Linked DNA regions of Homo sapiens: regions 1, 2, 3, 4, 5 and 6 are each linked to region 7. The links are chromatin contacts, found by Hi-C or POLR2A ChIA-PET in ENCODE. All regions are on one chromosome and are shown on one strand. Each heading gives the region's core, a stretch centred on a gene start or an enhancer-like site at or near the end of the contact. The rest is flanking DNA. Distances are from core to core; before and after follow the strand shown. Region 1 holds the start of PARD6B (par-6 family cell polarity regulator beta). Region 2 overlaps BCAS1 (brain enriched myelin associated protein 1). Region 3 overlaps LOC105372672 (a long non-coding RNA gene). Region 4 overlaps LOC124904933 (a long non-coding RNA gene). Region 5 has its middle 15 kb from the start of BCAS1-AS1. Region 6 holds the start of ZNF217 (zinc finger protein 217). Region 7 holds the start of ZFP64 (ZFP64 zinc finger protein).

What was found. Hi-C counts contacts between places; a loop is a spot of excess contacts on that map. ChIA-PET counts read pairs that join two places held with the same protein, here RNA polymerase II (POLR2A). Pooled maps may share reads with other maps.
Region 1: a map of B cell shows a loop between it and region 7 (30-fold over the local background). The contact joins the promoter of PARD6B here to the promoter of ZFP64 in region 7. A Hi-C loop is called at or near these places in 1 of 168 maps with a recorded cell type or tissue (B cell) and 8 of 50 pooled maps. POLR2A ChIA-PET finds 5 or more read pairs at or near these places in 1 of 52 experiments (RWPE1).
Region 2: a loop to region 7 is called in a map of naive thymus-derived CD4-positive, alpha-beta T cell, with 5 times the contacts of the local background. The contact joins the enhancer-like site here to the promoter of ZFP64 in region 7. A Hi-C loop is called at or near these places in 2 of 168 maps with a recorded cell type or tissue (both naive thymus-derived CD4-positive, alpha-beta T cell), 2 of 37 single-sample maps with no recorded cell type and 14 of 50 pooled maps. POLR2A ChIA-PET finds 5 or more read pairs at or near these places in 3 of 52 experiments (AG04449, CD4-positive, alpha-beta T cell and naive thymus-derived CD4-positive, alpha-beta T cell).
Region 3: a pooled map shows a loop between it and region 7 (4-fold over the local background). The contact joins the enhancer-like site here to the promoter of ZFP64 in region 7. A Hi-C loop is called at or near these places in 1 of 37 single-sample maps with no recorded cell type and 2 of 50 pooled maps. POLR2A ChIA-PET finds 5 or more read pairs at or near these places in 2 of 52 experiments (MCF 10A and OCI-LY7).
Region 4: a map of Right ventricle myocardium inferior shows a loop between it and region 7 (5-fold over the local background). The contact joins the enhancer-like site here to the promoter of ZFP64 in region 7. A Hi-C loop is called at or near these places in 1 of 168 maps with a recorded cell type or tissue (Right ventricle myocardium inferior), 1 of 37 single-sample maps with no recorded cell type and 8 of 50 pooled maps. POLR2A ChIA-PET finds 5 or more read pairs at or near these places in 3 of 52 experiments (WTC11 and activated T-cell).
Region 5: a loop to region 7 is called in a pooled map, with 5 times the contacts of the local background. The contact joins the enhancer-like site here to the promoter of ZFP64 in region 7. A Hi-C loop is called at or near these places in 1 of 37 single-sample maps with no recorded cell type and 3 of 50 pooled maps. POLR2A ChIA-PET finds 5 or more read pairs at or near these places in 1 of 52 experiments (WTC11).
Region 6: a loop to region 7 is called in a pooled map, with 10 times the contacts of the local background. The contact joins the promoter of ZNF217 here to the promoter of ZFP64 in region 7. A Hi-C loop is called at or near these places in 1 of 37 single-sample maps with no recorded cell type and 5 of 50 pooled maps. POLR2A ChIA-PET finds 5 or more read pairs at or near these places in 1 of 52 experiments (activated naive CD8-positive, alpha-beta T cell).

What each region holds. Positions count from the first base shown.
Region 1 is chr20:50,728,864-50,733,104 of GRCh38, forward strand. PARD6B (par-6 family cell polarity regulator beta) reads left to right here and starts at 2,717. Exons shown (of 3, transcript NM_032521.3): 1 at 2,717-2,989. The coding sequence starts at 2,924. RefSeq lists enhancers at 1-867, 1,820-1,869 and silencers at 2,060-2,269, 2,370-3,159.
Region 2 is chr20:53,947,827-53,951,900 of GRCh38, forward strand. The region is part of intron 12 of BCAS1 (brain enriched myelin associated protein 1); the gene reads right to left. Among named protein-coding and RNA genes, the nearest start is that of BCAS1-AS1, 34 kb to the left of the region's middle. RefSeq lists an enhancer at 1,271-1,370. Within about 2 kb of position 1,630, at least 15 of the 41 ENCODE cell types and tissues checked have a DNase peak (open chromatin) inside an H3K27ac peak, as active enhancers do; they include CD4-positive, alpha-beta T cell, where a contact is called at or near this core.
Region 3 is chr20:53,610,417-53,614,458 of GRCh38, forward strand. The region is part of intron 1 of LOC105372672 (a long non-coding RNA gene); the gene reads left to right. Among named protein-coding and RNA genes, the nearest start is that of ZNF217, 19 kb to the left of the region's middle. RefSeq lists an enhancer at 354-403. Within about 2 kb of position 1,300, at least 13 of the 41 ENCODE cell types and tissues checked have a DNase peak (open chromatin) inside an H3K27ac peak, as active enhancers do; they include OCI-LY7, where a contact is called at or near this core.
Region 4 is chr20:53,738,255-53,742,224 of GRCh38, forward strand. LOC124904933 (a long non-coding RNA gene) reads left to right here. Exons shown (of 2, transcript XR_007067660.1): 1 at 1-604; 2 at 2,150-3,546. Among named protein-coding and RNA genes, the nearest start is that of ZNF217, 150 kb to the left of the region's middle. RefSeq lists an enhancer at 1-41 and a silencer at 2,316-2,610. Within about 2 kb of position 2,242, at least 9 of the 41 ENCODE cell types and tissues checked have a DNase peak (open chromatin) inside an H3K27ac peak, as active enhancers do.
Region 5 is chr20:53,898,454-53,902,593 of GRCh38, forward strand. No RefSeq gene overlaps it. Among named protein-coding and RNA genes, the nearest start is that of BCAS1-AS1, 15 kb to the right of the region's middle. Within about 2 kb of position 1,383, at least 19 of the 41 ENCODE cell types and tissues checked have a DNase peak (open chromatin) inside an H3K27ac peak, as active enhancers do.
Region 6 is chr20:53,592,124-53,596,039 of GRCh38, forward strand. It overlaps ZNF217 (zinc finger protein 217), which reads right to left and starts at 1,716. Exons shown (of 6, transcript NM_006526.3): 1 at 1,633-1,716. RefSeq lists silencers at 427-666, 1,087-1,236, 1,727-1,806, 1,897-2,736.
Region 7 is chr20:52,190,078-52,194,218 of GRCh38, forward strand. It overlaps ZFP64 (ZFP64 zinc finger protein), which reads right to left and starts at 1,702. Exons shown (of 6, transcript NM_018197.3): 1 at 1,514-1,702. The coding sequence starts at 1,559. RefSeq lists enhancers at 557-1,413, 2,454-2,583 and silencers at 1,174-1,413, 1,774-2,043.

The sequences.
Region 1 (4,241 bases), core at 1,467-3,966, 1.5 Mb before region 7:
AAAATCCTCGTCTGTGCTGATCATGCTTCTCAAGAAAGGCTGAAATTCAGGCCCAGTGAACACACTTGTGGCCTTAACATCTCTCAGAATGAAAGGATTTTCTTCCTTCACAATACCTTTATCAAATTCCAACTATTTTCTACTTTTCTTCCTTATACAACCCAGGCGCACGGGTTGAAATAATTTTCCTTAAGAAATCCAGGAAGCTCTGGCCTGGCCCTCCCTCTAGAAAGGAAAGTCCAAGTAAAGAGGGATGCCACACCTGGGGAAGGGAGAGAGGATGTGACGACACCTCCAGGAATGCAGGGCCCACGCAGGTGCACTGGCACCCACGAACTTCCTGATAAATCAGTACCGATAACAGGAGTAAAACTCAACCACCCAACACTCACTCACACAGAGCTGGGGTGCTGCTCCCAGGGTGTGGCCTTGCCAATCAGGGAGAGGAGGAGGAGACCTAAGAACGGAGCTCTCTAAAGGTGGTGACATGGTATCTAGTCCAGCCATGATCAGAGTGTGGTCTCTGGGAGTCCCTGAGACCCCTTTACGGGGGTCTCTGCAAGGCCAAAACTGCTTTCACAAAACTAAGATGTCATTTGTTCTCATCATTCCCATTGTCTCACGAGTATACAATGGAGTTTTCCAGAAGGGACAAGACATGTGATGACATCATCACTCTGATGACTGTTGGAATGCATGCTTGTGTACTCCCATGTTTTGGACACATCCGTTTTAATTCTAAGATAAATATTGAAAGACATTACACATAAACAAAGTACTTTGGGGTCCTCCATGATTTTTAATAGTGTAAAGGGGTCTTGAAAACAAAAAGGTTGGGAACTGCTGTGCTAGTCCAAACAGGGGAGTTACAGGCCCTGACATGCACTTTATTTCCGGCTGAACTTGAGTCACCTCCTATGTGCTTTCAAACAGGGGGTGGAGGCAGCTTGCTTATTTATTATACAGCTTGGATTGGTGTCCTTTCCACCTGTGCTGCCACAGGTGGCCAGAAAAACCTTAAATCCTCCCACAAAACGTCTGGTTACCTGAATCCTCCAGAGGGAAAAAAATGAGCTTCTCGCCTTTGAACCCAAGTGGGGCAAAGAGCCTGCAGAAGGGACACCCTCAGTGGCAGCACCCAGCAAAGACCCATCTGAGTACCCGCTGGGAGTCGGGTTCTGTGCCACTCAATGCCAGCAAAGCACAAGCCGTCCCTGCGCCTTCGGGAGCTTTCATTCTAGGCTGGTGGCAGATTACTCACAAAACTCAGATGCACACAAAAATGGGAAACCTGTAACTTGTAACAAGTGCTGGGCAACAGGGGTACAAGTGTTAGGAGGCCTCCGAGGTGGGCAGGGAGATGAGGGGAGGAAGGTACCCTAACCACTCTTCTTGCCAAATCTCAGGTTGGACCTTCCCCTCCACCTCCATTCCCCTGCCCCCTTCCTGGCTTGCAGGTTTCAACAGCTCTTGGATTCCCGGGTCCCACAGGGAGACCTTGGGACCTGGGAATCTCCTCCAGCCAAAAGCTTCAGTCTTCTCCTCTCCTCCCCATGACCCACAGGGTCTGTGTGAAGAGAGGCCGGGCTCTGGGACGTTCAGAGAGGAGGATTCAGCGTTTTGTTGCTCTGGGACACAGCTTGGTCACTCCGGGAAACGAACACAACCTAGAGGCTGTCATTTGTAGAAACAGCGAATGGCCAAGGAATGGCGGGAGGAGGGAAAAGGAAGACTTTTAAAGAAAAAAAAAAAAAGCCCTGAAAGACTGGACTAGAAATCCTCAGGGAGGCTGGGCCTGCAAGGAGCCTTCCCGCGCCTCAGCCCACTTTCCTTCCCTCTCGACCTGACGGACTTAAGGCGTGCAGAGTCTCTTCGGACAAAATGAAGCCAAGAGAGCCCTAAGCTTCTCCCCCAGCAACCGCTGCAGAGGCGGGAAAACTTGAATTTTGCAACCAAGAGTTGCAGCGGGACGCCTAAGCAACGATAAGGGGCGGTGGAGGGGCGTCGTTGGGGGCTGCAGCATCCCAAAGTGGAAGCGGGAAGGGGGCCCGGCTGGAACCGAATAGCCCCGCAGCGCCTCGGCAACCGGACGGGCGGCGCATCCAATCCCCTGGACCGTGCGTGTGACTGGCGCGCGCTAAGCGGCGCGAGCCCCGGCGGAGCCGGGCAACCAGGCGCGCGCTCGCGCGTGCGCAAAAGGCCCACCCAGCCGAGCCCTTCTTCAGGTGCGCTCGCGCTTCCGGCCGGCCTCCCCGCGTGCCTTCCCGGGGCGGAAACTCCAGCACCCGCGCATGCGCCTTCTGGCTCTCCGGCCTGAAGCGGGGCGGAGGGCCATGGCTTCAGGTGATCCCGCCCCTCCCTCGTAGCGCAGGACCAATCGTGCGGTGGTAGGCGGGGTTTTGAGGAGGCAGCCCGCCCACGCACCGCGCGAGGCGTGTATCGATTGGTTGGCGCCGCGGGCGCAGGTGCGCGCTTTCTATTGGGTGTGGGCGGAACGCGAGGGATTGCGGCATCTTCGGGGGCTGCAGGTGAGCGCGCGCACGCGCCGCGGCTGTGGTCCGCTCGGGTGCGCGCGCGCGGGCTCGCGGGGGAGGCGGCAGAGGGAGAGGTTGCGGCGCTTGTGGCCTCCGCTCCGCCCCCTCCTCTCCTCCAGCGCTGTCGCCGTCGCCGCCGGGGCCCGGAGGGAGGGAGCTGCTTCCCCGCCTGCCGCGCCACCAGTCCGACCCTCGGTCCCGCCGTGTGAGCAGCTGGTGGAGTGGAGCTCAGCGCGGACGCCGGAGCTGCGGCCGCCCCCTCTGCAGGTGCCTGTGAGGAGGCGCCCGGGCCGCAACCGCTTTCCGAGATCCCCAGTCGCGCACTCGCTCCCCGCGCTCCTGAGGGGCCGCCCGGCCGGAGGAGGCCGTCGCGGGGCTCGGCGTTCAGCATGAACCGCAGCCACCGGCACGGGGCGGGCAGCGGCTGCCTGGGCACTATGGAGGTGAAGAGCAAGGTGCGCGGGGCCCGGGCTGGGCGGAGCGGCGGGCCTGGGGGGCCGGGGCCTGGGAGAGGCCGGGCCAGGCTCGGAGCGCCGGGGGAGGCGACGGGCTGAGCTGCCCCGGGGTCTGGACGGTGCGGTCGGGAGACTGTGGGTAATAAACTTGCCGAGGAGGGGGTGGCGGGGGTCAGGGGGCGCTAGTGTCCGCCCCTGGCCCGGGCAGGAAGAAGACCTAGTCCAGCATTTAATCTCATTCCGTAAATCTCATTCCCGTGTTCACGGACGGGAGTAGGGGCCAAGGTATATCCAAGGATGGCGCACACTGAGTGAAATGCGAGGCTGCTCAAAAGGTGTAGGAGAATCCTGCCTGCTGGGCTGTGAGTAAAGGGCCCTGGACCACCCCGTTGTTCCCACTTTCTGTGGTTAAGGGGCGCATCGAGTGGCGAAGGAGAGAGCCCAGTGAACTAAACAGCCCTTTAAAAGTTCGCTTTGCTTCCTGCTGGCGCTCTTTCTAGCACTAACTTTGGTATGCATTTAATCTGTAAAATTAGTACTATCACCTTACGTTGGAGTAGCACTTTACAGTTTGACTCTAGATGCTCTTTTCATTCCATCCTGCTACCTACTCACATCAAGTGCTTTTCCCCTTGACCAACGGTATGCCAATCTGCTGATAATTACTTCGGTATTCACTGAATTTCTAAATCTCAAGGCTCAGTGAGCAGGGTAGTCTGTAGGGAGGGATTAGTTAGGGAATGCCTTCCAAAGGGGGTTTTGAGCTGGAATTTGAAGGTGATCGGCAGCCAAGGGAACACTTTCAGCAAGCGTTTCTTGAGTTGAAGAGTTAAAAGGAGCTTAGATAATCTAGCCCAATTCTCTGAGAAGACTGAGGCTTAGAAAGGTTATGACTTCCTCAAGCTGTTTTTTTGCAAAGCCTTCATGCCTTTTTAATAACTTCTAGACATTGCAGAATACAAAACAGGACACTGGCTGGGCCCTGAGAACATTTAAAATAGAATTGAGAAGGCCAAAACACAGAAAAGGAGAAAATTGAAAGTATATCAATTTCAAAAAAAAAAAGTAATGGAGCATCATAGATGGTAAGACTACTAAGGAGTATGTAAAATCAAGGAGTGATTTGAGTGAGGTACAGTGGAGTAAGGAAAGCTTCCTAGAGCCTCTAGGTAGAATAGTTTTATTGTCTAGGGTTGATAAGCAAAGTTCTGTAAGTTTCTGTAACTGAGAATCACATCGAGAAAATCGACAT
Region 2 (4,074 bases), core at 380-2,879, 1.8 Mb after region 7:
ACCTTTACAACCCAGGGCAGGGGCTAACTAAATAATACTCACAAAATAGCCTTTCCTGACTAGTTAAACCTCACAAGCATTGCTCTAAGGGCATTGTACACTACTGCCCTTCATCTTCATGCTAACCCTGTGACGTCAGCACCATTCACTTCATTGATCTGGTATCTGAAACTCAGCAAGATGACAGGTCCAAGCTCACTCAGCCACTAGATGAGAGCTAGGTTCAAGTCCAGGAACAAGCTTCTTGCAAGTGTCTAGAGCCTGGTCTCAGGCTGGCCACGGGTGGCAGCCATCCATCCTGCCTCTGTTTGCCCAGCGTGCCTTGCCGTGGATCCTGGTTCACCCAGGCTCCACCCTGCCCAGTCAACTCACCTCTATTAAAGCTTACTTCCCCGAGGTTTCCATCCTTTAGGTTCCATGAGCTTGATCTTGGGGCTTGATGGACTAAACAGCAAACTCAGATGGCCAAGTGGCTGCCACGGGCCTGAACTTTGCAATAGATGAACTTGTACAAGCATTTTCTTCATTTATTAAAAAAAAATTAGATGCTGGCATTTAAAAATTAGGTATTTGCTCTTAAAAATTCTCCACCTTTGTTATTTTCTCTTGACTAAATGGACAGGTCCTGCCACAATGGGTCTGCAGTCCCCCAAGGTAACATGTGGCTGGTGCTGAGGAGGGGCACCCCCTTTAGGTGGGCACCTGCCCTTCAGGTAGCCACAGACCACACCTGACTCACTGGCCTCATACATACACATGCCCTTCTGGCCTCACTGGGACTCCACCTTGGAGGCCAGAGACATAAATGCAACCCCTTTCCTGCCTTATATACCAGGACTACACGTCACAGTTCACAAGGCCAAACCAGACCCATTCTCTTACCTGTTCTCTCTCCAGCCCAGTGAGGTGGACAGTGATTATTATTCACCCTATTTTACAGATGCAGAAACTGAGGCTCCAAGATGACCTAGGACTAGGTCATGCGGTAACGGCCTGGCCACTTTGACTTGGAATCTGGCCCTCAGCTCACCTGTTGTCCCCGGCTCTCTTCTGTTCACTGCCCGCTCTTTCCAACCCTCGGTCTCAGGCTCCTTGCAGTGACTGCGCTGATTGTCACAAGCCTCGGTTCAGCCCACACCAGTGTGGACAGATGTCTTCCCTTTTCAAGCCTCCATTTGTTCACCTGCTAAACCTGCCTGCAGATTGCGCTGCACACAATCTAGCACTTCAGGGGCTCATGAAAATGGGAAAGGGGAAGGCTGGGAAAGGGCCATCAAAGAAGTGGTGCTTAGGGGAAGGGAGAAACCCAGTCTTCCATCAATCAGAATAGTTTCACTTTTATCATATGTGTCTGTGTGTGCGTATATGCATATATCCGCACACACACACACACACACCCAGGTTTTGTGACATTTTCTTTTGTAAACAAAAAAGTCCCTTTGCTCAAAAAGAAAGGAAAATGTTTTCAAACAGTTGGACTTTGTGAATGCCAAGGGCTTCCTTCCAGTTCTTTTCAGATTTTTGAAAACCAAGTGGGTTGCTCTCAGTTAGAACTCAAGTAGCATGATGGAGAAGGAGGAAAAAAGGACCTGACTAACGAGGACGTCACTGTGAGACAAAGATCATGCAGGGATCGGCCTGCGGTGTGTCTCATTTCCTGTGGGTAACAGGCACCACAATAGTTCTGTGGGTGGTGACAGGCTCGGCTGCCAGCATTCCCCTCCCAGGAAGGCGGTCAGGCAACCCTGGGGAATGTGTCCAGCTTGAAAGTCTTCGAGGCTTGGTCTTTGGAAAGCGGCAGGGAAGCCCCCCTCCGTCCTCCATCATTGCTGGAGGCCTTGTGACACTGGGACGATGCAGGACTTGGGGTCTAGGGGGCCTGAGCTGAATGCTGCCTCTGTCTCTGACAACCTGTGGAATGTTCAGCAAAAGACACAGCTTCTTGGAGGCCTGGCTTATGTGTCTGGGAGGTGTGGCAGAAGCAGTCCCAGCCTGAAGGGATGCTGCCATCCTAAAGAGATGAGGTCTGTAAAGGAGTGTGGTCCCAGAGGAGGGACTCGGTGTCTAGAACTGTAATTAGTGTCTCAAACCTGTCCACTTCTTGTCACTTCTTCAGGAATCACCAGGCCAATCTCCATCAGCTCTCCCAAGAAATATGACCTGTATTAACTAGCTCCTAATGACCTTCAACAGCCATTCTCCACCACAGCAGCAAAATAAAATCTTCGAATGTTATCAACAGGGGCCAAGACTTCTTACTTAATATCTGTGAGTAGCTTCCCTGCTCAGATAGGATTATGTCTGCATTCCTTGCACAGCCCGTACAGCCTGCATGAGGAGGTCCCCGCCCACGGCTCCAATCTTACTTCCATCATTCTCCCCCTACCCTACCTCTCCACCCTCAGCAACCACGGCCTTGTTTCTCTTCCTGAAATGTACTAAGCTCACTAAGCTCATTCCCACCCCCGTGCCTTTGCCAGGGCTGTCCCCTCCTCCTGGAAGAAAGAGCCTTGCTCTCTTCCTGTCTGGCACCTTTAACCTTTCCTGTCTCATCTCAGATGTATCTCCTCAGAGACAATTTTGGGATCCACCGATTAAAAGTAGCACACCCCGCCCCCAGACACACTCAGGCAAAAGTAGCACACACCCCCCCATCCATACTCAGGCAAACTCTATCGCGGGACCTTGTTTATTTCCCTCAGTGATCTCCCAGACCTACAATTTTGTTGGCAAATTTTGTCTTTAATTTTGTAATTTTAACGTTGTAGTTTTAATAATTTTAACCTTGTTTTTAAACTTATCTACTAATACTTTTTAGCTGCATGCTTCCCCTTCGAATATGAACCCCTGATGTCAGGGACCCTGTCCCCTTTGTTTGCTGAATATACCTCCAGCGCCTAGTTCAAGGCTTGGCACATGTTTCTGCAAAGGGCCAGTTGGCAAAAATTTTAAGCCTTATGAGCCATGCAGTCTAGTCAACTAGTCAACCCAACCAGTCAACCCTAGTCATGCAACTAGTCAACCCTCATGTTTTTGTGTGAAAGCAGCTAGACAACATGTAAATGAATGAACATGGCAATGTTCCAATAAAAATTTATTTATAGAAACAAGGGTTGCATTTTTAATACCCCTGGTCTAGCTCACTGCCAGGATTCTAAATATTCTACAAATATTTGTTAAGTGAATGACCAGATTATTAGAAATCATCTGAACTTTTCCATACCATCTTTCTTTTTCAGCCTTCGTACCTATTGTAGAGGCTGGCTTCTATTAAAATAATTAGAAGCCACAGTGTAAATCATTCCCTGGGTGGTGTTCATTTTAAATGAATGAATAAATCATGGGTTAAAAACGTGTAAACTAAGACCAGGCATGGTGGCTCATGCCTGTAATCCCAGCACTTTGGGAGGCTGAGGCGGGCGGATCACTCGAGCTCGGGAGTTCGAGACCAGCTTGAGCAACATGGAGAAACCCGTCTCTACTAAAAATACAAAATTAGCCAGGCGTGGTGGCGCATGCCTGTAATCCCAGCTACTCGGGAGACTGAAGCAAGAGAATCGCTTGAACCCGGGATGCGGAGGTTGCGGTGAGCCGAGATTGCACCATTGCACTCCAGCCTGGGCAACAAGAGCGAAACTCCATCTCAAAAAAACAAAAGAAGTAAACTACAAGAAATCCAAATACTTTCCCCAACATCTTTCCTGGTCCTTTAGGAACTTGCTACTCAAAGTGTGATCCCTGGATCAGCAGCTTTTGTAGCATCAATCAGGAGCTTTGTGGCATCCCAAGTTGGACCCCAAAACTACTCAATCAGAATGTGTGTTAATAGATCCCTGGGTGATTCGTGTGCACAGTACATTTTGAGAAGACTTGCGTTGGCAAATCCAATACAGCCTCACCCACTTGGGTGAAGTCCTTCTCTCAGGGCTACAAACTGGCATTCTTGCTTTACATCAACATCTGCCTTCCTCACATCAATGAAACCACTGCAAGGACTACATGATTAGTTTGAAGACTGCACTACACCCAGAAAGAAGAAGCTAATAAGGAACTATTACATCTTGTGGGATAGGA
Region 3 (4,042 bases), core at 50-2,549, 1.4 Mb after region 7:
ATTTATAATAGCAAATGAAAAAACCGAGATGCAAAGTTGTATTTTTAATGAACTCTAATTTTTTCTATTAGTAACGAAAAAAGGATGTAATATACATAAAAATATTTAAATTGATTTTATCAGAAAAATTTTAGTACAGACTGAATATTATATGAAAACAAAAAAATTTTATTTCATTAGCTGTAATAATGGCACGGATTATTACAGAATATGCATTATATATATATTTAAAGATGTATACTGAAGGATATAGAAGAATGACATGACATAGGAGAATTTATAATACTTTAGTAAATAAAAAAACAAGAGAATTGAACCAAAGGTGGTTAACATCTTGAAACTAGAACTTGCCCAGGCACCGTGGTTCACGCCTGTAATCCCAGCACTTTGGGAGGCCGAGGCAGGTAGATCATGAGGCCAGGAGATCAAGACCATCCTGGCTAACACGGTGAAACCCCGTCTCTACTAAAAATACAAAAAATTAGCCGGGCGTGGTGGTGGGTGCCTGTAGTCCCAGCTATTTAGGAGGCTGAGGCAGGAGAATGGTGTGAACCCGGGAGGCAGAGATTGCAGTGAGCTGAGATCGTGCCACTGCACTCCAGCCTGGGCGACAGAGCGAGACTCCATCTCAAAAAAAAAAAAAAGAAAAAGAAAAAGAAACTAGAACTGGGCATCAGATATGGGGGTTACTCATTACACTATTTTTATTATTCTCTCTACTTTCGCATACATTTCAAAATTTTTATTAAAATTGTTTCTTTTTTTCTTTTTTTACCCTTAATCCTATGATGGGTTATATTTAAAAATTTTTTTAATGTTTGTTTTTCAATAATGGCATATGTATGACCCTTTTTCTACTTTCTATTTTTCTCTAATTATTTTTCATAATCTACTTATATTACCTTTGAAATAAATTAACATTTATTTTACCAAAAAGTAATTTAAAATAAGAATAGTAAACAGTTCCACAGAAAAGTTTTTCTTGCCATGTAATTCTAGTGAATCCTCAGAATGCTATGATAAGCCTGTGTACCTTAAAATGTGAGCTTCTAAATGGTCCAAATCTTTTGGGACGGCACCGTGCCATCTGAGACTGCTGTAAATATGATCAGCTGATAAAAGGCCAGCTGCAACTAACCATTTTAAAGATTAGGAACCATTTAAAAACACACACACACACACACACACCACCTCTGGCCTCTTAAGTGTTAAGTGGCAAGATACTCTGGTTTATTTCTAAAGTTTCATGCAATAATCACGTAAGCACCGAGCAGGACAGAATTCTACATACCGCCAAGCTGACTCAGAAAGAAGGGTTCCACATTCCTTAATTAGCAGCATGAGAAAAGCACCACTTCCTGCGGTGGAGTTCCCATTTCATCCAGCCACTCCACTGGCTCGGTACATCCTCAAGTCCACGAAAAAGATTTTCATAAAGTCTGGAGACACAGTGTTGTTTAATTTATTTCATTTTACTTTGTTTTGTTTTATCCTACTTTATTCTATTATACTCTATCCTATTATATGTATTCTAATTTTTACAAATTGAAGATGTTTGTAATGACGTAGATTCTTTGTTTCTAGACTTTATGGATGCCTGTATATACTGAAATCACAGTTGGAGGCAGAGTAGGTGAACACTTGACCAACTTGAAAATACAGCTTCTACTTTGGGAGGCCAAGGTGGGAGGATCACTTGAGCCCAGGAGTTTGAGACCAGCCTGAACAACATAGTGAGACCCCCCCATCTCTATTTTTAATCTTTCTTTTTTTTTTTTTTTTTAAGACAGAATCTCACTCTGTCACCCAGGCTACAGTGCAGTGGCATGATCTCGGCTCACTGCAGTCTCCCTGTCCCGGGTTCAAGCAATTCTCATGTCTCAGCCTCCCGAGTAGCTGGGACTACAGGCATGCACCACCATGCTCGGCTAATTTTTGTATTTTTAGTAGAGATGAGGTTTCACCATGTTAGCCAGGCTGTTCTCAAACTCCTGACCTCAAGTGATCTGCCCACGTAAAACTCCCAAATTGCTGGGATTACAGGCGTGAGCCACACACACACCCGCAGCCCCCACCACCACCAGTCGTCTCTATTTTTTAAACGAAAGAAAATACAGCTTTCTTGATTATTAACAGTCAAAAGATTCAAAGTCCTAGACCAGAAGTTTCTTTTTTAGTACCTATGACTTAAGTTTATGATTTGGATTAAAGTTCTCTGGCAGAACACCCACAGGATGCCAAAGCCTGAGGAAGATTTCCGAACAAGATTACACGGTTTTCCAATGGGATACATTTGATCACGTGTGAAAACATGGTGGCAGCACTACTGCAACCTTAAATGAAAGGGCAAATTCTCAGGAAACACATTCTGCTTGTAAATATTGGATGTAACCATTCTAACAGTTATTTACTTTTAACTTGAGAAATTTTAAAGAAATGTAGCCGGGCGCGGTGGCTCATGCCTGTAATCTCAGCACTTTGGGAGGCCGAGGCGGGTGGATCGCCTGAGGTAAGGAGTTCGAGACCAGCCTGGCCAACATGGTGAAACCCCATCTCTACTAAAAATGAAAAATTAGCCGGTCATGGTGGCAGGCGCCTGTATGTAATTCCAGCTACTCGGCAGGCTGAGGCAGGAGACTCGCTTGAACCCAGGAGGTGGAGGTTGCAGTGAGCCGAGATGGCGCCATTGCACTTCAGCCTGGGTGACAGAGCAAGACTCAAAAAAAAAAAAAAAAAATTTCTAGACTTTTTTCCTTTTTCCCTTTCTAAGCTTTTAAAGATTTTATGTCTGTCTTAGTTTTCAAGTTATACAGCAAAACACTGTAGATCCATTACAGAAACACTAAAATTTTAGGGTATAAGAATTCAAAGCTTCTATTATCTGGAACACAAGGGCACCCCTCATTGCCAGTGTATTCTGTTGTGTTCTGTTTGCATAGAATCCAGCCTAAATGCTGCCCACCTGGAGTGAGTTGCTAGATGGACTGAAATAATCCTAGCAAACTTGTAATGGTTTGGGCACAACCACTGCTCCTTTGCCATCTAGCTGGTACTGCTGCTGTTACCAGGTCTGTTAGATAGCGACCGATGAGGCCTCCTGGCCTTGTTGATATTTCTTTGCCTATCAGTGGATCGTTAGTTGGAGTATTTCCTTAGTCACAGACCGGCCTTTTATTGGGATGTTCTCAGTAGGAACTACATTTGCAGATAACAGATGGTTATTTAAATAAGAATGTGAAAAATATATATACTCTTTCTCTTCTGGGGCCTAAGATGGTTTTTTGCTGATTCTTAAACCTGTAGCTGTTTTTATGAGTGGATATCTGATTTTTTAAAAATCTCTCATGACATGTAAATGTTTAAGTTGTTTGAAAACATTTACATTTTCTGACCAGCCAGCAACACTTACAATCTTCCATAGTTCCTAAGATTAAGAAAACAGGAGAAAGCTAGAGAGATTTGGCAAAGTATGTAATAACCTAGCAAGGAAATTCTTGAGCAAGAGTATATGGGTTTGAATTTATTGGAACATTTGAAAGCAATTAAATTTTTTTTCCTCCAAACTTATTTTTGTCCTTTTTAAAGCACACACAGGCAAACAACTGAAAAAGATCATTGCAAGTAAAATGAATCATTAAGCTGATCAAGCCTAGAAACCACCACCAGAAGTATTTATAGCATTATTAGGGTGGAGTATCTATAATCCATTCTCAGACTTATTATAAGTCTCAAGATCCACCCTTTGAAAAGCTAATCCTATCCTCAATCTTCAAATTTAATTAGTATTTATTGATCTCATATGGAACGTCCAGCACAGTGTTAAAAAGGACCATCTTCATCAAAAAAAAAGAAAAATAAAAAAACAAAAAAATGGAAAAAAATAAAGAAATTAAAGAAAAAGCAAATGAAACAAAAGGTACCATCTTCCAAATGTGAGAATAGGTGCTCAAATGATATCTATGGTTCAACTATACATGTGTGTTGAACAAATGTAAATAGCATATAGTAGAAGCCACCGTAAATGAATCAGAATGATTCAGGC
Region 4 (3,970 bases), core at 992-3,491, 1.5 Mb after region 7:
AGTAGGTGAATTGCAGTGTAAGCACCTAGAAACTAGGATTCACATAAGGACTTTGAAAATGATCTCCGAAGTGTCTCTTTTTCCCGCATCATTTTCACACATGCCTAAGGCAGAAGAAAACGTAACGGGGGTGGGGGGCCTTCTTCGAGCTAATTGAGAAGCAAGAGGCTATTTCCATGGGATCCCATTTGAAAACGCTGTCTGAGAGGCTTTTCCAACTCTCAGAGCATATTTGAGACGCAGACTGTCAAATGTGACTTACACAGAAGGCCGTTCACAGGATGGCAGCGTAACAGAAAACAGCAGACAGGCAAGGCCATTAAGTAACTTCATGCTTGTTAATGGGAGTCACTCAAGTGCAGCTCAACTGCGCAAGGCAGGAAAGTAAACACAAATACGACTCCTGGTTTGCCACAAGCCCGGCCTCTGTAGTGAGAGAGCTGTGACTGCGTTTCCAGCTCCTTGAAGGCAGAGAGACTCCTGCCTTTCGGGGCGGGCGGGCTGGAACAAAGACACCAACGGGGCCACCTCGGAAAGTCTTTTTGAGCAGTTTCAGCAAATAGCATTTAAGGGAAGGGAAAAAAACTCCAATGTACTCAATAAGGTACAGTATAATATCCCATTATTGAGGAGCCAAAAAGCAGGGATTTACCGCAAACGTTTTTGGGAGCTCGATTTCTCTGGAAAGACAGGGCACGCATTTCTCATGTATCGTGGGCCAGTATTTGACCATTTCCTGTGACCATTTCTTTACATAATTTTCTCAGTTTAGTTTTTAAAAATTAAAATAGAAGTCATACCTAATCTCTTTAAAACGTTCAAACAGTATAAAATTAAGGTAAAGGAGTTGAAGTTCCTCATTCCTTTTGCTCACTCCCACGCAGCTCATGATCTCACCAGAGATAGCTAATAACTACTTTTTAACAGTGTGAAACATATTTTCCAGACGTTTTCCATAAAATGCACATATACAAATACACATGCTTTGTTTTAAATACACCACTGGTATCATATTTATAGACACTGTTATACAACTTGCTTTTTTCACTTTGAGTATCGATCATGGACAATTTCCAATGTAGGTATTTTTCTAGTGAGCTATAAATTTTGGGGAACCATGTCATACATGCTCCTGGGGAAAATTCAAATTATAGGGCTTGTGGGGAAGGGTGGGTCTCCCTCCTCCCCCGCAGACAATGACTATTAGCAGTTTGTAGTGTCTCATGCCAGAAATAGTCCACGCATAGATCAGCATATATGCATATCGAACGCTCACACCTTTCTTTGTCTTTACACAAGTATCTTTCAGCTTGCATTTTCCACTTAAATCTCTTGGACAGCACTCTGTGTTAGAAAAACTTGATGTTTTAAGTGGTGGCATAGTATTTCTTTAAATGGTATTCCTTAATGTATTTCACTTGCCCTTTTTCACAGACTTTTTGGTGGCTTTCAGTGTTTGCTTCTACAAACAGTGCTACAATAAGTAGTCTGGTGTGTACCCAGTGATTCTCTGCTCAAACACACTCACTCCTTTCTGAAAGCGACTCCTATTACACCACACCTGTCCTAAAGTTGCTGTAATCCAAAGAAAAATGGATCGAATTAACTTTTTTTTTAAAACGAGGGTTTTAAGCAGAACATTATTAACCCATTAAAAATCTGTGATAATAAACTCGTGCCCTTTCCTGTGGTTTTTAGTCTCTCCTTCAGCTTGAGAGTAAGAGATTCATGAAAATGAAAAGAAAAAGTCTATCCCATCCTCACCTCCTCATCCCCTATCAGCCATGTCAAGATCACTACATAGCATCCCATGCCTGCTTATTACAAATGCATACTTCACACTGAGTAATTCCTTTCCATCTACTCCTTTCATCTTGGGCTCAGAGAAAGATCGCAGCTCACGCTTACAACTTAGGTGCAGACTTCTGCTCTTTTTTTGTGTGCAGGAGTAAAGCCACTGGGGATTTAGAACAAAGTGTGTCCTTGGAAAGAAGTGGGTAGAATTTTGTGTGTGCAGTAGGTGGGGGAGGGAACCCCCTCCCGAGGGAGGAGTTCGATTTCATTATACAGTTGGAAACCCGGTGAAATCATGTATACGACTGGATCTTTTCGCTCAGCGAGTGAGGTCTTTTTGTTCTTTGTCTTGCAGTGTGTACAGCAAATTTCTGTTGTGCCTGGGAAGAAGGAAATTTGAGTTAAAGAGGAGGCCCGCTCCATATGCCTTGTCACAAGTACACTCACTGAAACATTAATTCACGAAGAGATTGCAACAAGACCAAAACGAAAGAGGAACAGGGCCTGACAATGTTCAGAGAAGGAAAACCGAAGAAGTAACCATCCCCAAGTTAAAAATGACGTGGGGATGAAAAAATAGGTTGCCTGTTGTATTTGTCATTGAAATGCACAATCTTGTTTACTGTTTATCTTGAGACTCTGGGAGCTCTCCTGCTGCTTAGGAAAAAAGAGGCAAAGGTTTAGGAAGAAATGCTAGTCATAAGAAAGAGAGGCATTAGAAACCCTAGAGAGAATGGGAGGTGTAAATAGTATGTGGGCATTTGGCAATCACCACAAAGAAATGGGAGACAAAGGCAAGTGTCTGATGCCAGAAATCCTAAAAACTTGAGTGGAAAACCCAGACACAATAAAAATGTCCAAAAGAAAAAAAAGGCAAAATCCCATGAGATCTTTTTTTTTCTCTGTGATGTTACCTAATGGAGAAAATAAAGGTGGGTTTTGCCACAGTGATCATGGTGCCGTATCCTAAAGGAAGTAGCTTCATGATAAGCCTTCAGAGGCTCTCTCCAGGCCAGCCCCAGCCTTAGGACAAAATGGGACAATCTTGGGGGACAATTTCTTTCTCCAAAAAGGGGATGAGATTGGGCAGAAGAAACACTTGCAGGGCAGAGTTATTATCTCTCTCCCCGAAGAGTTTAATCAATTGTGGTCATTTACAGATCTCTGTCGTTGTCCTTTTCTCTCTCCCTCTTTCTTTTTCTTTCTTTCTTTCTTTCTTTCTTTCTTTCTTTCTTTCTTTCTTTCTTTTTCTTTCTTCTTTCTTTCTTTTTCTTTCTCTCTCTTTCTTTTTTTCTTTTCTTCTTTCTTTCTGATGACTTTGCCTTGAAAGGAATTGCTTAGGAAAGAGGGAAAAGGCATTTTTAGTCAAAAGCTAAGCTAAGATCAAATTAAATCGGGCAATGGAAACCTCCTCTGGAGGCTGTGCAGTAGAGTGTGACACCTCCTAATTTCATGACTTGGGCAGATTGCTTCATTTTCCTACTGTAAAAAAAAGGAAAACGATAATAACAGGTAATGTTTATTGAACTCCTACATGGAATAAGTATTTTATACACAGATCCATTTCACCCTCTGAATCTAATGAGGTAGTATAATTATTATCTCCGTTTTATAGATGAGTGGAGGCTCAGATCACCCAGCTAGAAAATGGAGATAGAATATAATTCTAGATCAGGGGTTAGCAATGACCGCCTGAGGGCCAAATTCTGCTCAGTATGTGTTTTTGTAAATAAAGTTTTATTGGAACCTAGACTTATTTGCTTATATATGGCCTGTGGCTGTTTTTCAGCTGTAATAGCAGACACTGTATGACCCATGAAACCCAAAAATTTACTCTTTACAAAAACCTTTACAGATTTTTGATCTAGATTATCCTAGCCCGTGCTCTTAATCTCACATATGTCCTGCTCCAAAAATACCTTTTTTTTTTTTTTTTTTGAGGTGATGTCTCCCTCTGTAGCCCAGGCCGGAGTGCAGTGGTGTGATCTTAGCTCACTGCATCTCCACCTCCCAGGTTCAAGCCATTCTTGTGCCTCAGCCTCCCAAGTAGCTGGGACTACAGGCCTGTACCACCACGCCCGGCTAATTTTTGTCTTTTTGGTAGAGATGGGGTTTCTCCATGTTGGCCAGGCTGGTCTCGAACTCCTGACCTCAAGTGATCCACCAGCCGCGGCCT
Region 5 (4,140 bases), core at 133-2,632, 1.7 Mb after region 7:
CGGAGCTTAGTGAATGAGTAAGGTTCTCCCAGACTCAGGGCAAAGGGAGCACAGGCTCCACTATAGGCAGCAGTTGATGGAGAACCTCGATTTGGACGGAAGAAAATTCCTGGTTTCTCTTTTTCTGAGGCTGAAGAAGAACAGAAGCTCATCAAATAGAGGAGGGCTGGCTACTCCTGTAGCCATAAAAAGGGAGACGTAGATATTTTCAGCTTTGCAGACCCTCCAGGCTCTGTGTCAACCGCTCACCTCTGCCTTCGTAGACTAAATGCAGTCATAGACATGGGTAAATAATGTGTGTGGCTGTGTTTTAATAAAACTTTATTTGCAGAAACAGGCAGTGCCTAGGGAGCATGGTTTGCTGACGGCTGATCTCAAGAAGCGGGAAAGACGCCCTGTAAAAGAGCGAGGAAATTTAAAGAGAATGGGTTCAAGTACCATCTCTACACTTAACGGCTAGTTAATTAACCTTTGTGAACACTTGGGGTTTTTTTTTGTCCATGAAAAGGGTTAATTGCAGTGCCTCCCTCATGGGTTTGTTCTCAGAATCAAATGGAACAATGTCTGAATAATGCTTATCATAGGCCTGGGTGCACAGAGGTACTAAAATAAGAGAAAGAGTAAAAAGAATGCACATTTTATTATAGTTCTTACCCTATTCTATTGGGTTTATGTAACTGTTTCCTTCACTAGTATGAGCTCCTGAAGTTCAAAAATCCCACTTAGTTAACACACGTCTCCAGTACCCATCATGGTGGCACATGGTGGGTGGTGTTTTGGGTTTGAAAGCAGCACTGGGGATGGGGGTTGGGGGCAGTGGTTTAGTGAGGGAAGGCTCCCATGGGAGTGGGAACCAAGGAAGCAGGACACGGTGGGAGAAGGAGCGAAGCAGAGGTTTTTGTGAACTGGAGTCTAGCTTCAGCCTGATGCCTTGGGGATATACATTGCGTGTATCGGGAGCAGATACTGCACCCCAGCATTAGCTCATGTTGAAGCAAAGGCGCTGGCCTTTCATGGCCTGGAACAGTCAGTTACTGGCTGTAGGCTGGCCTCATTAAGAGTGAGGAGATAATCTCCCAGGTGAATTGGCTTCTGTGCTGCTGAATGAGAGCAGCTGGGAGCTGTTAGCTCTGCCAATGGGGTGGGGGGATGGGTGAGGGGGGCATGACAGCTTCTCTGCAGTGCCCAATTATTGCTTGTTCCATAAAAGCCTATGTGTTCTGTGGTTATGCTCTAAATCACCCGTGAAACACAGCTGGTTTATAGGAAACGGGAGAAGGGCAGAGCCAGGGTGACTAAGTCATCACCTGTCACTCCAAAGATAAATTGTTTAGCTGAGAGGCTGAGCCCAGAGATGGTGAGGAACCTGACTCAAGGATGGTGATGTTCTCTCTTTGCAGGGACAGGAAGTGGCTTCTTTTTTCAGTGGCCTGTGGGCGTTTCCTTTGCCTGGAGGAGTGTGTGGTACCATCCAGACTGAGGGTTGCTGAAATCCCTCACCGGGCTTGACACAAGTGCCAATAATGCCACAGTAACATCTGCCTGGGTTCTGGCATCTGGCGAGAGTGGGATTGAATCCCAGCTCTGCCACTTTAGCCATGTGACCTTGAACCAATGACTTAGCAATATAAGCCTTATTTTCCATGTCTGTAAAATGGGAATAGCAATACTTCCCAATTCTTAGGGCTTTTGTGAGGCTTAGAGTTAATGCTTATAAAATGGCTGGCACTTAATTAAACTCCAATTTCAATACACGGTAATTTTATTTACTTTCTTTGTTATGATGGTGTATTTGTTATGTATTTATAGAAATGGTATTGTTCAGTTAATGTTTCCCAGTTGTCATTTGCATATTACTTTGGATTTTTGCCATATCTGTTGCCACCTGTACTATTATTTATTTAGCATACATTAGTTGACTCTTGAAAATAAAACTTAAATAGTTTTAATAGGACCAGGGCAATAAGGGGTTTGGATGGGCTAGTGCTTGGCCTATGATAAGTATGCTATGAATGGGAGCTACTATTATCATCAACACTGACATTAAATGACTCTTAGTTTTGTATCCTATCTGGGAATTTGCATTGACTCATTTCATTTCTTCCTTTTAGAATCAAGTTGCTTGCATTCTCTCCATTGGATGAGGTCACGTCTTTACTCCTGCCTGAGCTAATTGATGTATTCTTAAAGTGGCTTGCTTGGCTAAGAATTTCATGCATAGTATCAGGGGATTTTTTCTTTCCTCTGTTAAATAACTTGGGCTCTGACAGATTACAAGGAAGTTATTACTCAGAGCTAAGTGCTCAAAACTGATTGTAGGGAGCAGTGGAAATTCCCCTTCCTTGCCTAAAATAACTGGAACTGGAACATGACAATATGAGCTTTGTCCAGGCTTGAAACAATATCCTTTCCAAGTGAATTTTGTACGGAAATACTTACCAATATATAGTGGTAGTTCTCACTGACAGGCTAGAAAAAGGTTAGTCATTCCCCGTATTCCATAGCTAAAAGGGCCATTGTTAGGGACAATAAGCCCCCGAGGAGTGAAATTTAAGCATGTGGACATAGTAATATTGGACTTACCTGACTTCTCCCTGCCCCTTATCCCATTTGATTCCTTCACTATCAAAAGAATCTAATTCCGGAAATAGACATGCTCTCCATTTGTTTGATTATTTTTATTGCAAGTATGTTTGTGACAACCTTCCCCTGAACACCCCCGAGCAGGTCCTGAGGAAACGGGAGAAGGAAATGCTCAGGTCCTTATAGTAGATGCGAGTTCAGAGTAGCTGACTCAGATGAATGTCCGTGAGTTCAAATTCCACAGCAGTTTTTAATCCCATGTCTTGAGCTGTTTCAGAAGGTTGATAATTAGCAAGGGCATGTGTCCAGCCCTCGCAGACTCAGGATGTAAAGATCTGGAGATTTTGTTGGAGTGAGTATTCCATTGCTGAACTGTTATGCTCATTATTACAGATTAAAAAAATAAACTGGGCAAGATCTTGTGAAGTGCTTCACTCTGTTTTTTTTTTGTTGTTGTTTTTGTTAATAAAAATTTCTTATTAAAAAAAATTTAAGGCTAAGTGGAAAAGGGGGGCAGGAATAAAAGTGGGAATCCGTCAATGAGCTTTTTTTGTTATTATAAGCTCCAAGAAATTTTGTTAGTGCTGGTCATATTAGCTAGTGTTAAGATTTTCTCAAGGCCTGAAATCTACTGCATGCAATTTATTAAGCTGCAGCACCCGTGCCAGGAAACATTCCCCTCTAAAGGAAGAAGGAGGCGGAGTGTAAGGGTTATTTTGATTTACCTTTCCTGGCTGAGGTCTCTGAAATCACTCTCAACACAACAGGCTTCCTCTTTTGGGGAGGGTCTCCCTCTCCCACCAACCTTGCAGGTTCAGGAGGGAGGCCCTGGGGGGCAGGAATTTGCTCCACCCACTAAGTGAGGCCAGATGATTCTGGCATTTAGTGGAGTGGCAGGTGGGACTTCAGAGCTCACTAAAGTCTTTCCTTGCTTTTCCCTCTTCCGTGTCTCTCATCAATGCAGAGGAGTCACATCTTTAGGCTCCTAGAATGGATATGACTCCAACTCTGCCATCCCAAGCTTGGCAGGGGTAATAGTAGGAATGAGAGGGAAATACCAATATTAGTGGGGCCTGCCAATTCACACACGTGCAGGTCGCAGGGGAAGCTTGAGCTGGGAGGGCGTGTGATGCCGGCTCTTCCCTTAAGAAGGGGGCGTCCCCCTGCTCCTGAGCGAGTAAGCACAGTTTACAAAGGCATATATATTTTTTCTTATACTGTACTATGGTACCTTGAATGCAAGTCTACTATTGCATCTATCACAGTATTCAAAGAAATAGTCATCTCTATACTCCACAGTACCCCTTATGTGGATGCCTAAAGAGACTTGAAAAGAATCCTTATGGCAGCATGGCTGGTCATGGTGATCACCTGGATATGCACAAAATGGCCAACAAGGAGAATGGGTTCTGGGTTGGGTATGTGTTCCAAGTATAGCCAGAGAGATTCTTGCCTGGGACTTTCGTGAGAGCTATTGGGAAAAAGGGGTGTGTGTGTGTGTGTGTGTGTGTGTGTGTATGTGTGTGTGTGTGTGTGTGTGTGTGTTTCTTTTGGTTT
Region 6 (3,916 bases), core at 466-2,965, 1.4 Mb after region 7:
AACATACAGCTTAATGCTTCCAAACGATCTAGAAAACTGAAAAACCTAGCTACGCTGTAGGACACACAGTGGCCAATAATACAGGACCCCCAAACTGGCCAGTGGACCACTGCAACCGCCATTTACTTTCTCCGTGTTTAGGAATGTTCAACGCTCCAAGCCCCATAGACTGATTCAGGAAGATAAACTGAGGCTCAAGGAATTTCGAGGTAGAACAATACACCAAAGCCTTAAACCTGAAATGACTACCCTTTTCTGGGGGGTGGGGGGAAAGAAAAAGAAAAAAAAGTTTCTGGGGCTCTCAGGGCGGCCCAGATGCCAGGGTCCCAGAAGTGGCCTTTTCTAGCTCCTGTAACTAAACCTGGCGGAAAACTCCCTGCCTGCTCACCCCACCCCCACCCGCCCAAGAAAGCGCCTTCCCGTCTTCGGTGGCCCTACCCAGAATCCCAAAATGTGGGTTCCAACCCGGGCCCTGAACATCTTCTCAAACTCCCGGGACCCAGGTTCCGGCGCGCGCCCCGCGTGCCGGGTCTTGCCCCTCGGGCGGGACCGCCCAGGCAGCCCCAAATCCAGCCTCCCGGGCCCCCAGCAGCGCCCTCCGCCTCTCCACCATCCCGTCCGGCTCGCAGTCGGGGCCAAATCGAGAGACAAGAGGGCTGTGCCTGAAACTGAGCGGTTTCACCACTCGGCACCTCCTGGCAGAAACTTCCCTTAAAAAAAAAAAAAAAGAAAAGAAAAAAAAAAGCAGCAGCACTTTTGGGCTAGCATTTCAATCCTTCCTGCCCTTTAGAGTTCCCAGTTCTGCTTCCAGCTGGCTTTGGGTGTTCCACTAGAATTGAGTTGTAAAGATATTCTTTAAGTGTTTATAGAACATTAAGACTTAAAAAAATCTTTAAAATTAGAGGAGGGAAAAAAAAAGCCACCTTATCGCACACATCCAGGAAACGCAGCCCCGTGCATCCCTGTTCAGGGATGAGCAGGCGCCCCAAGACTCCCGGGGACAGATTTTTGGGCACCCGAGGGAGTCACGGGGCGCGCGTCGGGGTCCGCGGCGAGGCCCAGCCCCTCCCGCGGTCCCTTAGAGGCGCCCTCCGCCCGGCCCGAGTGGACCGTCCCGGCCATTGTTTACGGGGGGATGCCCGTCCGGACGCATTGTTTTGGCCGCTTCCAACTTGCCCCGGCCCTTCCCCGGGCATCGCGGGGGGACCCTACGCCGACGTTCCCCCTCCGCCCGCGCCCCAAGGGCCAACTGGGCAAATTGGGAGACCCGCCCCGCGGGGCGACCCAACTTTTCGGAACAGCCCCCCACCGCCCACCCCCGCAGACCCCCGCTCCCGGCGGAGATTCAGGGAACCCCGCACCCCAAGCCCCTCTGAATCGTGCGGCGTGAGTGTGACGGCCAAGAGCGGATGCAGCCCGGGATCGCCCGCACCTTCCCGCGGGCGGAAGCGCAGGAGCCGGCTGGGGAGGGGGCGCCCTAGAGGAGCGGATAGAAAGCTGAGACGGGGAACTGAGGTCATCCTGGGGGGGGACAAGACAACGAGAGCCGGGCGCCTCGGGGGCGGCGCGGGAGCCTCCGCAGGACCGGGCGGGCGCCCCGGCTGGCGCGGGCGGGGGGCGCGCCCCCTTTACCTGCGGCTCCGGCTCCTCGGCCATTTCCTCGCGCGGCGGCGGCCGGGACTGAGCTGACACCACTCGGGCCGGCCGGGTTTGAATGAGGAGGAGCGGGCGCGGAGGGGAGGGGGCGGGGAGGGCGGAGGGAGGGAGGGAGGCGTCGCGGAGTTTCTCTCAGCCTTTTGTGCGGACACCTCCCGGATTCCGCGCCCGCACCCGGCCCCCCAAAAGACACGGGGAGCCGCGGGCGAGGGGTGCAGCCATCCGCCGAGGAGCCTAGTGCCTTCGCGCCTCCAAGACCCCCCCCCAACAAAAAAGGAGCGTCCCCCACCCCCACCCCCGCCCGGAGAATATAGGGGCCGGGCTCACCTCGGGCGCGGGGCTAAGGTGAGCGGGGCGGGGGTGCGCACGGGGGCAAAGGCGCGGGCGCCCCCTACTCGTCCGCGCGGGGACAGTGCAGGCGCGGGGGGTCCCTAGAGCCGCCGGGGCGCGGCGCGTCCGGCGCTGGGGGACTGTTGGGTCAGAAAGTGTTCAGGGAGCAGCTGTTGCGCCCTCCCTCGGCCCCGCCGCTCGGAGACGCCCCGCCCCCTGCCTTCACCGGCCGCCCCGCCCCCTGCCTTCACCGGCCGCCCGGCCACGCCCCACACCGCCCCGGCCCCGCCCCAGCGCCCACGTGACTAGCATAGGCGCGCCCCTGCTCCGCCCCCCGCCGCCGACTCCGCCTCCGGGACGGGAGCGAGCGGCGAGCGCGCGCACTCCCAGTTCTCGCTCGGCGACTCCCGCGCACGCGCGCGCCGTGCCACCCTCCCCGCGCCCCCCGCCCCGCACCCCTCCTCCCGCCATCCGGCTTAACGTGGCGGGCGCGCGCCGCGGCGGTAGCCGTGACAGGTACCCGGGGAGGCCGGAGGGAGGGGGCCGCGAGGGTGTGCGCAGGCGCAGATCCGGCCCTGTCCCCGCCGCCCCCTCCTCTGCAAGGTGTGCGCGGGCGAGGGGAGGGGCCCGCGGCCCGAACCCCTGGGTCACCCCGAATTACAAACAAAAACCTTAACGCCGTTGCTCGCGGGTTAGAAGGCAGCTGTGCGCGAAAAACACCAAAGATTTTCTTCAAGCTTGAGGAAGGTCGAGAAGATAAACAGTTTTTAAATGAGTATCTTCAGAAAGCTATTTAATTGTTGTGATTTTTTTTTTTCTGAAAGGGCTGGGCTTGCGCTATTCTAACTTGAGATTTCTAAACTTAGCCTAGGTTCCAAGAATCTACTTGGTTTTGATAGAAATCCATTTGGAGGAAACCGGGGACAAAAAAAGGGACAAAAAAAAAAAAAAAAAAACCGCTACCCTTTCCCCTCCTCCCTACGCACAACTCATTTAAAGCGTTTCCCAAATGTTTTCTTTCCTTACTGAAAAAAAGGACAAAAAAAAGATCCTGATTCCTAAGGCCTGTGATATTTCCCCATTTTAAATAAGCTTCGAGGAACCATAGACATAACAAGCACATCCACAATTTTTCTACCCCAAAATGCAAACTAATGCAAATGTGAAATGGATCTATGCAAGTCGCTACTAACAAAATAGCCAAATATTTGTGTTTTTACCGGCCTTCAGCATATCCAAAATGAAAAAACTTTAAAACACATCAAGAAAAGCATTTAAAATATCTATTTCCTAAATCAAAAGAAAGAACGCACTACAGAAACGATCCGGAGCTGGTGAGCAATGCAATCTTAATAAATAGGAAAAGGAATTTGAGAAGACAGCTCAGCAAAGGGGAAGAATTTGCCAAGTGTCATGTTTTGCTGTCATTTTATATATAACTACTAACCCCACATATGGTCTGGTTAGTCTTTTTTAAAAAGGAAGCGAATCAATTACTCACAATTAATTAGCAGTGCCAGTAGATTCTTAGGCCAGCACTAAAAAACTAAATTGGGTGAATTTTTTTTCACTCAAGTCCACTGATATTGATCACTTTTAGTATTAGGATTCCTTTTCTGACAAAGGATGAATACCTATCTTTAAAATATATTTTTTAAACTTATTGTCACATTCTAAAACACAGTCCAAAAACACTTCATAAACAAGAAACTTCATTTAACTTTATGAAAACAAATGACTATGAGCCTTGCTACACAACAAAGAAACTATGACCAAGTGGAACCAGGTTGAGCCTGAAGTGTAACCTCATTCTACATGTTAATGGATAACCTTTGAACTCCGAGACCTTGAATGCTGTAAACACAATAGCACTGATAGTTAAAAATTCTAGTGTCAAAATCGAGCAAAAAGAAAAGTCCAAACTTTTCAG
Region 7 (4,141 bases), core at 452-2,951:
GGTTGACTTGCTAAGGAGACTGGGCTGAGCACTGTGATAAGCCATCTTGCAGGGATACACTTAAGCACTTTGCAATCAATGGATGGAAGGAAGGAAACCTTTTCTTCTCTGGCAGATACTGAGATACCCATGGAACTAACAAGGAAACAAGGAAGTGAGACATGAAGTAGCTTGCATTGCTGACGATTCCTTAATGATGGAATAGGACTGACACCCAGAATGAAAGGATTTTCATAACAGATAATGTCACTGGTATGTGGAAAGTGCAAAAGTAACGACATAGACCTTCGTTAGAATCTTGACACTGTCGCTTAACAACAGTGACTTTAAGCGTGGGTTTTCTCATCTGAAAAATGGGAGGAGAGGTTTCTAATCCATGGTTTTTGTTTGTTTTTAATTTCTCCAAGAAAAAACACGGGCTTGTTATGAGAATTAAATGGGATGGTGCTCGTACCAGCACAGTCCCCCCTCCCCGCCAGTCCCCCAGCATGTTACCTGCTGGGTTCTTACTGAGGTACACTATTTAAACATGGACATATCTGAGCCCCACCTAGGAGATACTGAGTCATAACAGGGTGGGGTGGGGAGGATGGTGTTTAGGAAAATCTGTGCTTTTCACAGTAATGCAAGGAATACACCGCCAAGTTTGGGACCCAGTGTCTCCCAAACTGTTAACAGTAGCAGCTAACAAGCTGGGAGCTTACTATGTGCCAGATTTTCTGCAAACCCCTGGTAGATGGGTTCTCAAACTTCATGTGCTTCAGAGTTGCCCAGGCAGCTACGAAGGACAGCGGATCCCCAGCCCCACCCCCGAGATTGAATGGGTGGGGCCCAGAAAGCTGTTTTAAAATACACGCTCTCGCTCCCAGGTGGCTGGTTGCACTCAGTCTCTGGACCACACTTTGGGAAACAATGCACCGGGAGAAACCAGGGACTTGAAAAACGCTGATGTCCTCCTCGGTTAAATAAAAACTGAACCCCAAACCCAAATAAAGCGACCACGGCCCCGTTTTCCATTCAGATCTCCACCCTTAATGAGGAAAAGGCTTTGCAATGAGCCGGCAGGACCTCGTGAGACCTGGTGATTCCCCCAATCTCCAGGCTCTAATTTTGAGCCACTGAGGCAGAAGTTTTCCCATCAGTGTTGCCCCGTTTACCCTAGATTCCTCCCTTTCTCCTGCCCGCCCCAAACTCCGCCTGATGGGGCGGGAATGCCCTTAGGGGGTGGCGATTGTCTGAACGGCGTGCCCTCCCCCACTGTTCCCTTCCAAGGGGTCTCGCAAGGCTGGAGAGCGCCCCCGGTCTTGCGCCAGGTCGGGTGCGCCCCCACCCCAAGCCCACTCCGGCGCCCCCTGCACAGCGCGCCCGCCGCGGTCCCCGAGACGCGGCTCCGAGCCGTCACCCCGATTTCGGGGCCCCGGGCCTGCTGGCTGCGTCGCAGACGTGCTTGGGCCCGGGCCCCGGAGCGCGCACTGGGCCCCGGAGCGCGCACTGCTCCCGGAAAAGCACTTACTTTGCACCGAGCCCGCGAAGCTCTCGCCCTCGCTGCTCGCGTTCATGGCCGCAGACTGGGAGGTCCCCGGCCGGCCGGGATGCCAAAGTGGGGGACGCTGATCTACATGGTGCAAGGACTTTTCCTTTTATTTTTCCACACCCCCCACCCTGCCTTCTCCCAACTCTGCGAGGCGGGGAGGACGGATGTAAAGCAAGCTGCACTTCCGCTGCCTAGAGGGCGCTGGCCGGGCCCGGCGCCCCAACCTGGCTTTGCAGCAGCGGCTCCCCGGGGAAGCGGCGGGCGAATCCCGAGGCCCAGGCCCGCGGAGCCCCCCAACGCCCCCGGGGAGCTGGATGGCCACGCGCGTCCCGGCGTGCTGGGCGACCGCGGGTGGCGAGGGATGCGCCCCTGCCCGCACTCTGCGTTCTCCGCGGACGCGATTGGCCTCCCCGGCTCGGGGCGCCTTTTGCACCTGCAACCCCAGGCGTTGGGCCCCCAGCGCGGCCGTGCAGCAGCGCTGCTCCCGGGACGCCTGGGTGGTTTGCGGGGAGACCCACGTGCGGCTGCCGTTGCGGGGTGGGTGCGCGGGGCGCGGCGAGCTCCGGAGAAACCCAGGTTGGGCGTGAGCGCTGGGCAAATCAGCAAAGCGCTGGGCGGGTCCCTTGCCCCGCTAGGGAGACTGAGAGGACCGCGAAGAGGTGGGGTCGTAGCGCGGAGGGACCCCTGCTCCAGGAGCTGCCAACTTTATCGTGCATCGCAGTCGCCTGAAAGGCTTGTTAGAACACACGCTGTTGGGCCCACCCTAGCGTTTCTGCTTCAGTAGGTCTGGGGCGAGGCGTGAGAACGAGCATTTCTAAGTTCCCAGGTGATGCCCCTAGTGTTGGTCGGCGTCCACACTCTGAGGACAGTGACCTCTCTGCTCTGTCCCTCATGTCTTACTACTACTGTCTCCCCCGGGCTCCTGCGTCAGCCCTATTGTCTCTCTGCCGACCCTCCCAAGCCTCAGACCTCTCCCAGCCTCGAGGGATTTGCCCATAGAGTCTGTCCTGCTTCTGAAGGTCAGCATTCAAATTCACACTCAGGGAGGCCATGCTTGGCCTAATCTAATCATTCTAATATTGCAGCCCCCTCCTCCTCCCCCAACCACTCCCTGTCTCCTTCCTGTTTTTTTCTTTTTCTTTTTCTTTTCTTTTCTTTTCTTTTCTTTTCTTTTCTTTTCTTTTCTTTTCTTTTCTTTTCTTTTCTTTCTTTCTCTCTCTCTGCCTCTCTCTCTTTCTCCCTTTCTTTTTTTAGAGAGGGGGTCTTTCTCTGTCTCTCAGGCTGGAAGAGTGGTCGGATCCTAGCTCATTGCAGCCTCCAACTCCTGGGCTCAAGCAATCCCCCCTACAGGCGTGGGCCACCACCCTGGCTCACTTTTTAATTTTTATTTTTGTAGAGATGTTGCCCAGGCTGGTCTCGAATTCCTGGCCTCAAGCGATCCTCCATCAGCCTCCCAAAGTGCTGGGGTTACAGGTGTAAGCCACCATGCCTGGCCTGCTTTGTCCTTAAAAGGTGTTAGATGGAACATATTATGTATCTCGAGTATATCTGCTTAGATATAATTTAGTTGTATATTATCTGTGTTCTCCTCCCCCTTATTTTCAGTAAGTCCCTGTAAAAATGGGGATTAAAAAAATCTCTTTGCTTCACTGATGTAGTCCAGTGACTTGGCTGGTGCCTGACACATAGTAGGCTTAGTAAATATGGCTTGTATAATGAATGGGATTTTCCCTGCTGCTGCCTCTAAGGCTTGGTTTCTGCCTGCAGCAGCTGTTTATTCTCAAGTGTTTGTGAAGTGCCAGGCACTGGGCTAGCTGCTGGAGGTAGACCAGGGAGGCAGTCAACATGAAATAATCAAATCAGTACTGTAAATATATATATATTTAATATATAATATTTAATATATTTAATATATATTTATATTTATGTATATATATATTATATATAAATATATACAATATATATTATATATAAAATATTATATATTATATATTATATATTTATATATATAAAAAATATATATAAAACTTCCTTTTTTTTTTTTAACCTTAAGTTCTGGGATACATGTGCAGAACGTGCAGGTTTGTTACATAAGTATACATGTGCCATGGTGGTTTGCTGCACCTATCAACCCATCACCTAGGTTTTAAGCCCCACATGCATTAGGCATTTGTCCTAATGCTCTCCCTCCCGTTGCCCCCCACCCCCTGACAGGCCCTGGTGTGTGATGTTCCCCTCCTGTGTCCATGTGTTCTCAACATTTTGCTAGTGATAAGGGCTCCAAAGACCATAAAATGGGGCTGTAATAGTGGCTGTAGAACTGGTCATAGCAGGCCTTTCCGAGCAGGTAATATCTGAACAAGGAGCCGGGGAGGATGCAGCCATGTGAGGATGAGGGGGGAGCAATTCCAGCCTGAGGAACTGGTGGGAGCAAAAACCCTGGGGCAGGAATGAGCTAGATGTAACTGGCTGTGGCCTGCCAGTCCCACTGCAGATCACACCACTCTCACCCTGCATTGCCCAGGCAGCTCCACCAGGCTCCTTGCTGTTGTTGCTCCTCCCTCTGCCTGGATTGCTTTCCTGGTCTTTGCAGGACTGGCTATTTTA